Regions from separate parts of the Homo sapiens genome. Here region 2 is linked to region 1. Evidence: chromatin contacts called from ENCODE Hi-C data. All regions are on one chromosome and are shown on one strand. The core of a region is the stretch at or near the end of the contact, and the rest is flanking DNA. Distances in the headings are between cores, read along the strand shown. Region 1 has its middle 120 kb from the start of CRIM1-DT. Region 2 overlaps CRIM1 (cysteine rich transmembrane BMP regulator 1).

Region 1 (5,721 bases), core at 1,391-3,890:
GAACCTCCAGGCTTCACAGATAATTATATTGGCTTCTCACAGGGGAGCATCTCTTATTCCTTTATCTTCTTTTCATAAACCCTGTAGTACCCACCTCATCTGGCCCCATGGTTGACTTTTTTTTTGATGTGGGGATTGGTGGAGGGTTGAACAGTCAGTGGAAATTCTGCACTGGGTCGGCCTCTCAACAAGTCTTTCAAGGAGGTGTTGGTTCCAGTTCCAACTGAGAACAACTTCTTGTCATTATGGGATAACTTGCCTTTTCTTCAAAACAGCATGGAAAATCTCACTCTACCTGTAAATCAGAGACTATATTTGTCCTTAATCCTCAACATGTTACTAAATGCTTTTCAAATAATAGAAACTCAATAAACATTTGTTAAAGAAGAAAGACAAGGGCAGTTTGAGTAAGTTTAACTTTATTTTCAAAAAAATTTAAGAAGCTTCCAAGAGAGATGGATACTTTCTGATAGAAAAGAAGGCTATATAGAGGTTACAATGGATTTATGAGAAAAAATCTGGTTCAAGTAATCTGACATAATTCCTTGCTGACATTCTCTGATGAAAATTAATGATTGGAAGATGATGTATTAAGATATTATATGCAATTTAACTCAGGCAAAGTTGTGTATTATATAAAATAGTAGAGAAAAGGGATTTGAGAATCAGTATGAAAGCAGACAGCCAACAAAGAGAAACAAATAGGCTTTAGACTGTGCCTGTAAAGGATGAAGATAGCAACCATTTCAGTTTGTGTCTTTTTGTCTTTTAAAAACTCATTTGACTTTTTATTTGACTGACCTGACCAAATTTCCATGTTGTTTTGGAGCCATGGAAACAGAGTCATGATGTGCTATTGAATGAGACAAAATAAATACAGACGGGCTTAGGTGTTAATGAAATTTTTTATGTTTCATATGATTATTTGTGGGATTAGCTTGTATAATATAATTACTAGTTCACATTTCCTTTAAAGTCTCTCATGATTTTTTTTTCAGATGGAGAATTATATTTGGAGTATGGCAGATTTTAGAAAAATTTGTAAAGAAGGAATTATCAGTTTCTGCTTACTGTAGATACCCATGCCCTCCTAAATTTGGAGAGATCCTCACTCCATTTTGGAAGCATTCCCTTCTGAAATTGTCATGTATTGACTCTTCACTATCTCTCCCGGTAGACGTGGTAAGCTGCTTGAAGACTACATCCTATTTGTCTTTGCGTTAGCAGCAATGATCACAGAGTGTAGGACATAATAGGTACACAATAATGGTTTAATGCATGAATAAATAGTTATCAGGAGCCCCTGCACCAGTCTTACAATCCCAGCCCTGGTATTTCATATATTGGTGTAAAATCCTAGTTACCCAAATGCTTCTGAAATTGCTTGTTTCTTCCTAACCCATGATAAGATCACTCAGTTCTTTACTGATAGATGACTTCCCAATTTCCATTAGGATTTTCTCTGAAATGCATCTTGCTTGCTGGGGCACTGCTAACTTCCCAGGCCTTGCAGGCCTATTATCCAGAGACTAAACCTTGCTCCCACAGAGACCTCCATCACTAGCCTGAACTCTCTGGGGTTAAATAACCCTTCAGATTATGTTCCAGGGTTATTAGCGATACGAGAGTCTAAGCAAGTACTCTTCATTTATTTTCCTCCAATCCTGCCTACATTTATCTAACAAATTGAAAATATTATTCTTTCCTTTTGCTTATTGTACCTCTGGAAAATCTGCCAGGAAGAATTTAATAGACATTAGACTGGGGTTCATCCTTTAACAGCATAATATTTATTTCTTCACCTGAAGGTTAAGAGGGTTTAATCTTCAGAAAGAACTATTAGTTTCTACCTCCTGCAGTACAGTTGGGAAGAGGTTTCAATTCTAATCTGGGAAAGTTAAATGATGGGAATGGGTGCTGGTCATATTTCTTTAAGGATGGGCTAAGGGACTCGTACCCAGAAAAAAAAGTCTCATAAAAGTAGGTTAGAGTTCCAAGTGTTCTAGCTCTTTCAACATATGTCATGCTGCTGCCTGGGCACATATTCTTCTGATATCAAAACTGATAGTAATGTCAAAGATACAATGTGTTTTTGTGGAGGAGAACAGTGAGTGAAGTTTGGGTAACAGGTGTAGGGATTCAAGTCAGAGGAATAAGAGAATGCCACTTATGCCTCTTAAGCTGTAGCCCAAGCTTAGTAATAATCTCCTTTGAGTGTGTGTGTGTGTGTGTGTGTGTGTGTGTGTGTGTGTATCCATAATTTGAACAGTCCCAGGGTGTGCTGTGGCTTTATTGGGGAACCAGAAATGCCGAGCCCTTTTCTTGAGGTTAAGAGCTGCTGCAGAGCTGTTGGCCTCAGATAATGTTCTGATCTGGGAGACAGAGAGGACCTTCTGCTTTCACACCCAGGATCTCATTTAGAGAGTAATGTTCAGTTTCACCCCAACAATGTGCTCATTGCTGCGATTTCCAGCACTATTAATATTAAGGAACTTGTGTTTGGGGGTGGGGTTGGGGAGGGAGGAAAATAATTGGCAGGCTGAATATGCTGATCTTTTCACACACTCCTCTTTTGCTTCCTCTCTGCGGCTGCAGTTGGGTTTGCTTGCTGTCTCCACCGAGCTGACGTGTGATGTCTGCAGCGCGAGTCAAAGCCACCTCGCAAAGGCAGCCGTGTTCCCTGCCTTGACATCTCATCCCTCGTCCTTACTCAGATCTCGTCAGCCTACACGGTCTGCTCCTCCAACAGCTAATAGCGAAATGACTGCGGGGAAGGCAATGACAGCAATCGCTGTTCAGCATTTATTTTACCTTTGATTTTTTGCTGCACATAAAATTCCAGGCCTGAGCTGCGGGGCAGACATAGAGGAGAGTGCGGGGGCTTGGAAGAAGGTGGGACTCTGAAATCTGCCCCTCCTCCCCCTTCAGTACAACGTAATGTGAGCTGAGTGGTCTCTGGCAATGATTTAATGCCTCCTTTGGACATTTGCCGGTTAACATAGCAAGATTGACAGTGTGCATCGTGAGTTGTATGTAGCTACCAAGGCTCAGAGGCTGTATATTTCCCTATCCTGCATGTCATTCCTGAGACCTTTTATAAATTCAGAGGCAGGACAGCAAGCTAGGCTCCTACCATCATCTGTGTTCTTGCTTCTTTATTGTTCTCAGTACCAAATGATATTCCACAGCACCTGCTCATACTGCTTAGTGCCATATAAGGAGAACCAGGTAGGAACACATGCTGCCCTGCCCTCCAGGAGCTTGCAGTTTAAGGCAAATACCCAGACAGAGACAAATGTTATTTCTGAATCTTTTTCCTCTCTGTTACTTGGCAAACAGCTAGTGATATGGTTTGGCTCTGTGTCCCCACCCAAATCTCGTCTTGACTTGTAGCTCCCATAATTCCCTTGTGTTATGGGAGGGACTTGGTGGGAGATGATTGAATCATGGGGGCAGTTTCCCCCATACTGTTCTCATGGTAGTGAATAAGTCTCACGAGATCTGATGGTTTTATAAGGGGTTTCCCTTTTCTCTTTGCTCTCATTCTGTCTTGTCTGCTGCCATGTAAGATGTGCCTTTTGCTTTCCACTATGATTGTGAGGCCTCCCCAGCCACATGGAACTATGAGTCCATGAAACCTCCTCTTCTTCATAAATTACCCAGTGTCAGGTATGTATGTATTAGCAATGTGAAGATGGACTAATACAGCTAGCCATAGTGGACATATTACACAAACTTCATACTCAAGAGCTTCATCCCAGTCCTGTCTTGGTCATTTAATAGCTTTGTGACTTTGGGCAACTCATTTAACTCTTTCGAGTCCCAACTTCCTTATCTGTAAAGCTGTACAACAATGAAGCCTATGTCCTGGTGTTGCTGCGAGATTAGACATAGTGTTTAAAAACCAAGCTGGCCTACAGGAAGAGTTTAATTTCTGGTAGTTGACATTTTGGAGAGTGAATCTAATGATAAGTGCATGGGCATCGTCACATTTCCCGTGATGTGTATGGATGGATTTGGAGCTCTGAATAAGTACAAAGGAATTGTTTTTGAAACGTGTCACTTCACATTGCCAGTTCTCTCTTCCTCCTCATCTGTATTTTTTCCTGTTATTGAACCAATTCATGGAGCTAGCATGGAATTTCTATTAACTTACTCCACATAGATATGACGCTATCTGGATAGGTTAGCCTGAACATAATTTCTCAATTAACTAAATTCTGCTTCTAAGCGATTTACAGCATAGTGGTCTTTTCATTCATTCCCTTCAACTTGGGGTAGTAATGGATGCAGTTATTGCATTGAGCACTCACGGAGAGTGGTCTACATGGATACCATTTTTCTTTTAACAAATAATTTGCCTTTAAATATAATGTTCTATGGTGCGGTTATGTATGTAATAATTTGTTGATAATTTTTTATTCATATATACTAGGATCATCCATTATAATCTAATTGAAAAACACTGTTACAGAGCAAATGACAATTACGTTTGATCCTTTTGTTTAACCAGTTAGTATAAGCATAGCTTATACTGGATATAGTTCACATGGAATGATTGATAGGTGAGGTGAGATTATTTTATATCAAATCTTGTAACCAATCTTGTAACTCCACAGGCCAATTTTCTATTACAGGCTTGGGTAGACGCTCCTGCAATTTTTTTCTGAGAAGAAAATGATCCTGTTAATGTAGTCTTTTTGTTCTTGCCTTTAGACAATCATCTAACAGTTTTTTATACTCATATAGCTCTTTGTATTTTTCAAAGTCCTTTCTCTTGAATTCCGTGATATGGATCCCATTTCTGGTTTCCATCTCCTTACCACCATATATAAAGATAAATGCCAACTGCCCAACGACGTGAGGGAAAAGTGGGGATAATTCTTTGGAATGTTAAGCATTATTCCTTCAGGGCTTGACAATCCAGCATACTGTGAAAGCATAGGGCCATTTTTGGAAGAAGAGAAGGAAGATGGAATTTACAGTCTTGGAATCCTTTCAGCATTCTACAGTGTAAAGTGTGTGTGTGTGTGTGTGTGTGTGCACGTGCACACATATGGGAGGGATTTCTTGGTTACGTTAATAATTTATGACATCCTGTGTTATTTGCCAGTGGATTTATGAGTTACTGCAACAAGATTATAAGCAACTCGAGGTCAGAGAATCTTTTTTACAGCTTTATAGGTCTCAAAATGCTTAGCATAGTTCAGGGAAATTGTAAGTATACTGTGGATTCTTGCTGAATGGAATTGAAAGGTACTTTCTGCTTCTCACGCCTACCTAACATTAGATTGCGTGAAGTCAGTGCAAGGGGACTTGCTCATTATGCCTGCTCTGTGGATAGTAAAGCAAATGCTTACTAGAAGGAGGGTCAATAAGATACAAAAAAATTCAGGTTGGAATAAATGGACCATGCCCTTTTTTGATACCTAATGACTCCAAATTACTTTTAGCAATGAAAGCTCATTAACTTTTTCACAAAGTGGTAATGTGAAACCTGTTCCAAAATATGTGAATTGCTTTAAAATAATGTCTCATAGAAGTTAAATTGAAAACAAGAAAAATTCCTGAGACAGAGCTGATGTCTATTGCATGGTAGTACAGAGCCATTTGGGAACTATTTTAAGAATGGAGACCCTCCTAACCAAAGTCAGGGTTGGGGATAAATGGAACTGGCAGTCACCCATGATATGCTCAAGAAACACACTGTGCAACTGAGAT
Region 2 (5,707 bases), core at 580-3,079, 290 kb before region 1:
TGTAGAAATAAAGACTGGGAATATCCAACGAAAAATAACCAAAACAGTTTATGTGTGGCTATCAGGGTTGTGCCATTTAACTCTAAAGGCTACGTTTATTATTCCAACTGGTTTGCTTATTCTGACAATTAAGTTTTGTTCTTTGATACCTAATAATAATCGTAACTTCCACTTACTGAATGCCCACTACATACCAGGCCCTGTGTTAAGCATGTTACCTGCATCAATGCCATTTGATCTCCATTGCCCAATGGGTCAGGGTATTGTTTCAATTCTACAGAAAAATGAGGCACAAGATTCAATCAGTTGTCCAAGATGCACAGCTAGGAAGTGGCAGGGTGAGGAGGGGAACCACAGCGGGTCTGGTTCCACAGTCCGCCAGCACCTCTGTCTGTTGTGTGCCAAGCCGGATAACCTGTGGAGGGACCACTTGCCCGGACAAGGATCAATCAGTGCCACACAAACAAGCTGTTACTTCTCACTGACTCTTGAAAATGGGGACTCGAATTTATCTTTGTCTTCAAAGATAAATTGTCCTTTACCTGACTGCATCATACCTCACACAGTGCTATCAAGGAGTGGAGATAACCAAGTGGGTTATTTAGGTAATTTAGGATTCCTGGTCCTCCTTAGGAACATCTCTGTTTAACACTTCTCTCTCCCCTCACAATCTCTCCCTCCCACTCTCTCAAAGAGGATTAGAGGAGAATGTTCCAAGGAAACCATGAGGTATGACACTAACATAATAACGTTTATTTTTAAAACAAACCAATCAGGGGTTATATATCCAAATAAACATGATCCCCTTCTAAGTAGTCCTGGTAGGCTGTAAACTCTTCCAATGGTACTGCCGCTGCTGCACAGCTTTGGAATTTTCCTCTTGCGATGGCGTCCAGGGCCAATTTTGAAACGTGCAAAGAAGATGGTTACTATTTCACAGTTACACCTTGGTTTAGATCGGCTTCGCTACTTATTTTTCTCAGCTATGGCCCCTATCTTATCCGTCAGATTCAGTTTGAAATGACTTTTGGCCTCTTTCAGAAACAAAGTCTCTGCAAGAATACAAAGATTTACTTCTGCCATCACCGTCAACTACGTCAGGGACCTGGAGCCCTTTGCTGGATGCAGCTGGTCCTTCCATGGGGCTGCTTACCTCATGGGATGCTCAGACAAACATCTTCTTTTCTTTTGGGATTCAGATATGAGCAATATTATCTTGCATCACATATGATTACAATAAAAATATACAATGTCTTTCAGCAGTAGAGTCTGGAAAATTCAGTGTGGGTTCCCTCCTGCCTATTTTCCCTCAATTCTGGTTCATATCACAAGAGGAGGAAGAAGCGGCAAGGCCTTGAAATGTTAATTCCTTTCCGGTTAACTTCTTCAACTGTTTAAACTTCATTATCTTACCTCTTTTCAAGATAAGAAAAGAAGACTTAACAGGCTGTTAAGGCTGGACTTTGTTTTTACTCCTGAGCTATTTTAATTATGCCATAAAACTAATTAACAGCTAGGGAAAATCTAGAACTGTGTTATTTTCTTCCTCTACAAAGATCCAATTTAGTATTCCAGGAGTCACTGAGATGGTGGCACAGCCCTGCTCTGAAACTGACCATGATGTAGGATATACATGAGCCTCTGGAAAAAAAAAAAAACAAAAAACCAAAAACCAAAAACGCATCTCCAGATTCTTCCTCCTCTTTCCTCTGTGGAAGGATATAAAAACCAAAATGGACTCTAACCTATGTTATAGTTGGATTTCTTGATTTCTGCCTAGGAGGCAACTTCTTACATAGATACTTCAATTTCTAAATCTGGTGGTCATGAAGTCAGAGGCTTGGTGTGGGAGTAACCTCCTGGGAGGAAGTCAGGCTGCTTTAGAAATTGCATCAGTTCTTTCAAATCTCCTGCGTACTATTTAGAGTCCTGAAAAGTAATTTACTCTGGGATCCTGGTGGCCAAGAAGCTAAATGCAGCTCTTAATCTCAGAATAAGTCTCACTGCAAAACAAGCCAACACAGTACTATAACGGGGGCATTTGTTCTTCCCACACATTGAGATCAAGGCCCCCCGAGTGTCATCCTAAGTGTTGGGGATGCAGACGTGAACAAGGCATTCAAGGCCTTGGTCCTCAGGAGACGCTCCTGCACCCAGAGGGTCTCGTCAGCTTTGTGGGAGTCCATATCCAAATGGATGAGCCCAGTGTCTGGAAAAGACGCGCAGACAGCTGGTCCTGCTAATAACATGATATTACAGTTTGGGTTCTTAAGTTTGAGGTTTGAGGGATTTACAGAAAACTTCAGTGAAGTCATTTAGGCAGGCATACAAAGGGCCCATGTATACTATGGGTAACATGAGATTTAGAAAGGGGAGCGGTAGAAAAGGCAGCCAAGTATTACCAATGACATAGCTGACCTGGGCAAGAATAGGGGAAGTACTTCTAAAAATGTTAGTTTATACCTGTAACAATGCATTACAGCACTCTCTAAGCCACAAAGGAATAAAATACCACTTTCATTTCACTTTCTAACAAGACACTGAAATCCCTGGCTTGTCATGTGCTTTTCATTCTGTATTGTCGGTCACATGCTGGGCACAAACTCCACACTTGGAGAATAAATAGAATGTGAGCACCTCCTGTTTGAGAAACTGGCTTCACTTGTTTTTTTAAAAAACATAAAGAAGAGACTTAAACACATGGAAATTGTAATGATGCAGGGATCTGAGAAAATAATGTACGGGCCACTAAGAACTCATAGACAGAAGATGATGACTGATTTTCAATGCGCTGACTCACCAGGCCTTTACAGACTGTAAAAGAATGAAAAGATGGAACTCAACTGAAGTCTTGCTCAAAACAGATGCAGGGGGCCTAGACAATTTCAATGAGGCAGAGATCTAATACACAGTCATTCTGTCAGGAAATGATTAAAGAATTCTGGTTAAAAATGCAACAAATGCTTACTGATTTAATTAAATCTTTGGGTATTTTACTTTATAACTTTTAGCTTCCAATAAAAAAAAATCTGATCTTAATCCATCTTTCTTTTAAAAAAATGAGGTACATGCTGTCATGTCGGCTGACTCCTACCTCTCCATACTGCCTCAATCTTAATTGCTGTGAAAGCAGATTTGGCCACAGTTTAAGGCTTTTCTTAGAATTCCATTTTTGTTTTATTTTATTTCATTTATTTCTTAGGGTAGGAAGTGCAAGTAATTTATAAAGGTTAAAAGAGCCTATCAGATTTCTTCAACATACTAGAAAGAAATAGGTGATTGCTCAGGCTTCCAAGTCCTAGTTCTACAAAAAGAAATCTCACCAAACTAGTAAACACAGTCACTTTTGGCTGAGAACCACTGCATGCAGAGGACACAATTTCTCAGTAATAGAGCTTACTCCTTGTGTTAAGCATTTGTTATGGGTTGATTAAGCACTTCATGGATAGTTGTTGAAGGAAACATTTTATTTTCAACTTTAAATGTGGTCTCATGTCATAGTAGGGCCTACAATCCAAGATGCATCTACAGGTACATGGACATTATTCACATAAATCATTTTGGAAATATAAAAATGTCATTTTAAAAGGCAGGCAGAAACAACTAAAGATCAAGGTGGCCCAAATAAGGAGGAAGAAATACAACTTCTTTTAGGACTTAAAAGAAGCAATCCATGTAAAAGTCGGGGTATACCATCTTGTTAAGAAAACCTTAACGTAGAAGCCATTGGACCTTCCAGATTGGCCAGTTTCTGCACCTATAGAAGATGTTTTATCTGGTCACAGTCCAAGTCCTGTTAAGAAGACTCTGCCAGCAGTCTCCAGAGGGTTCTTATCAGGTGGGCCCTCTTGTGATGGGGTCTTCCCCCATATCCTTGACCACTAGAGGGTACAAAATCAGGTTTGGCCTCCTGGACCAAAATAAGAGAAAGGCAGATACTGTTGGATCTCTCTGGAAATAGCAGTGCAGCAGCCTAACTTCCGTGCAGCAGAGCTCTTTAAATTAAGAACGTGGGGCTGGAGCGGAGCACACCTAAAGACTATGCAGCTTAGGGGTTTTTCCCAAGTTAACCAGAACAACTTGAATTTCTGTTTACACAGCCGGGGGCCTGGAAAGGATACTGAAGTGAGAAGAGAAAGCTGCTTATGGAAGCAGCAAGATCAGTTGCTTCCTAGGGCATAGGGTAAGACCCAAACAAACTGAAATCAAACACTGCTTATTTTTGTTGTGATAACTTTAGACCAGTTCCAAAGTTAGCATGGTGCACGACAACCAGAATGTTTTCATTTTTATACTCTCTAAACAATACACAGAAAATCATCCTGTTTCCCCTTCTTTCAAATCACACCTCTCATCTTTTGTTTCAATCTTTTTAGCACTAACTGTGACAACCTGGGCCTCCGTGTAGGTCCACAGTAACTGACAGCACTGAAGAATGTGCAGGAGGTATACATCTCCCTATGAGGGTGCGCCCTGATGATAAATGCCACGTACTCTGTTCCCAGGAATCACAGTGGATCATGCACAGTAAGTTCAGACTCTTCAAATGGGACTAGCCTCTCAACATAAACCAAAATAAATGAGCCCTATTTTCTCACTTCTGATAATGTCTAGAGGTATGAAAGAACAGTGTGGTTTGTGGGCAAGGCCCTGTCACAACACAGCTGAGCTACAGAAAGCACACTGTTTCTACCTGGGTTACGATGGAGTGACCAAAGTGACATGGGCTTTTTAAGATGGGAGCAGGCAGGATGAGGTACACTGCCAAAGCATTATCTAAGATATTCTCGGCCTCGAAAAGCTCATCACTGAGATGTTATATCCAGGCATTTCTCTTGTAGAAAGCCAGACGCTACATTTAACAGTGAGACACTAGAATCTATTTGATAATGTTACTCAGATCAGCTGCAATCTGTGTTACGAGAGCAGCAATTCTACTGAATCAATATACACTTAAATTGTGTTTACTGTTTATAAAGTATTTTTGCATATGTACATTATGTCATTTAATATTCTTGGCACTTTTGTGAAGCACAGGACAATATTATTATTGCCATCTTATAGATGAGGAAACTGAACTAGGGTTACATCATATCACCGAGACATAAAGCTAGAATGTGACAGAGCTGTGATTATAATGCTCTGGCTCCAAGGGAAGTTCTCTTTCCAATGTGCAGAAGCTTTTAATTTTAAGAAAATACACTGGAGAAGCAGCGGTGAAAAATGTTCCAATGAAGGTGGGCACCATCATATCATTATGGTTTCGAAATGCGTAACATTAAGTTTCATGGGTTGTATAGCTTAAAGATGCCTGAATTAAATATTTACTATAATTGATTCTTGGGCTGAATTAAATACACAATGACCAACAGATGTTCCAAAGAGATGCTATATATCTCTAAGATACCAGTTTAGTAGAGTTATGTTTAAATAAACAGAAATCTAAGCAAAAGGAATAATGTATTGACTTGATATAAGGTATAGACATTTCCCTATTAAGGTTAAGTATTATTTAATCATTTGCGAGTTGAAGATCACTATGGAGAAGATCACTATACAGTGACAGTATCACAGCCAGTTGAGAAGAAATACAGTCACAACACAAGCTAAGCCAGCTCCATGGCAAAGTCCCACTTCGAATATTAGTAAATATATAAATATAAAAATAGCTAACTTCTAATCAAACAGAGGTATTAATACAACCTGT

The links. A loop is a pair of places that touch in the nucleus more often than their neighbours do. Pooled maps may share reads with other maps.
Region 2: a pooled map shows a loop between it and region 1 (2.2-fold over the local background). The contact joins two enhancer-like sites. A Hi-C loop is called at or near these places in 5 of 37 single-sample maps with no recorded cell type and 8 of 50 pooled maps.

Annotation. Positions count from the first base shown.
Region 1 is chr2:36,237,555-36,243,275 of GRCh38, reverse strand. No RefSeq gene overlaps it. Among named protein-coding and RNA genes, the nearest start is that of CRIM1-DT, 120 kb to the left of the region's middle. Within about 2 kb of position 2,640, at least 3 of the 41 ENCODE cell types and tissues checked have a DNase peak (open chromatin) inside an H3K27ac peak, as active enhancers do.
Region 2 is chr2:36,527,356-36,533,062 of GRCh38, reverse strand. All of the region lies in intron 13 of CRIM1 (cysteine rich transmembrane BMP regulator 1), which reads right to left. Among named protein-coding and RNA genes, the nearest start is that of FEZ2, 68 kb to the left of the region's middle. Within about 2 kb of position 1,829, at least 3 of the 41 ENCODE cell types and tissues checked have a DNase peak (open chromatin) inside an H3K27ac peak, as active enhancers do.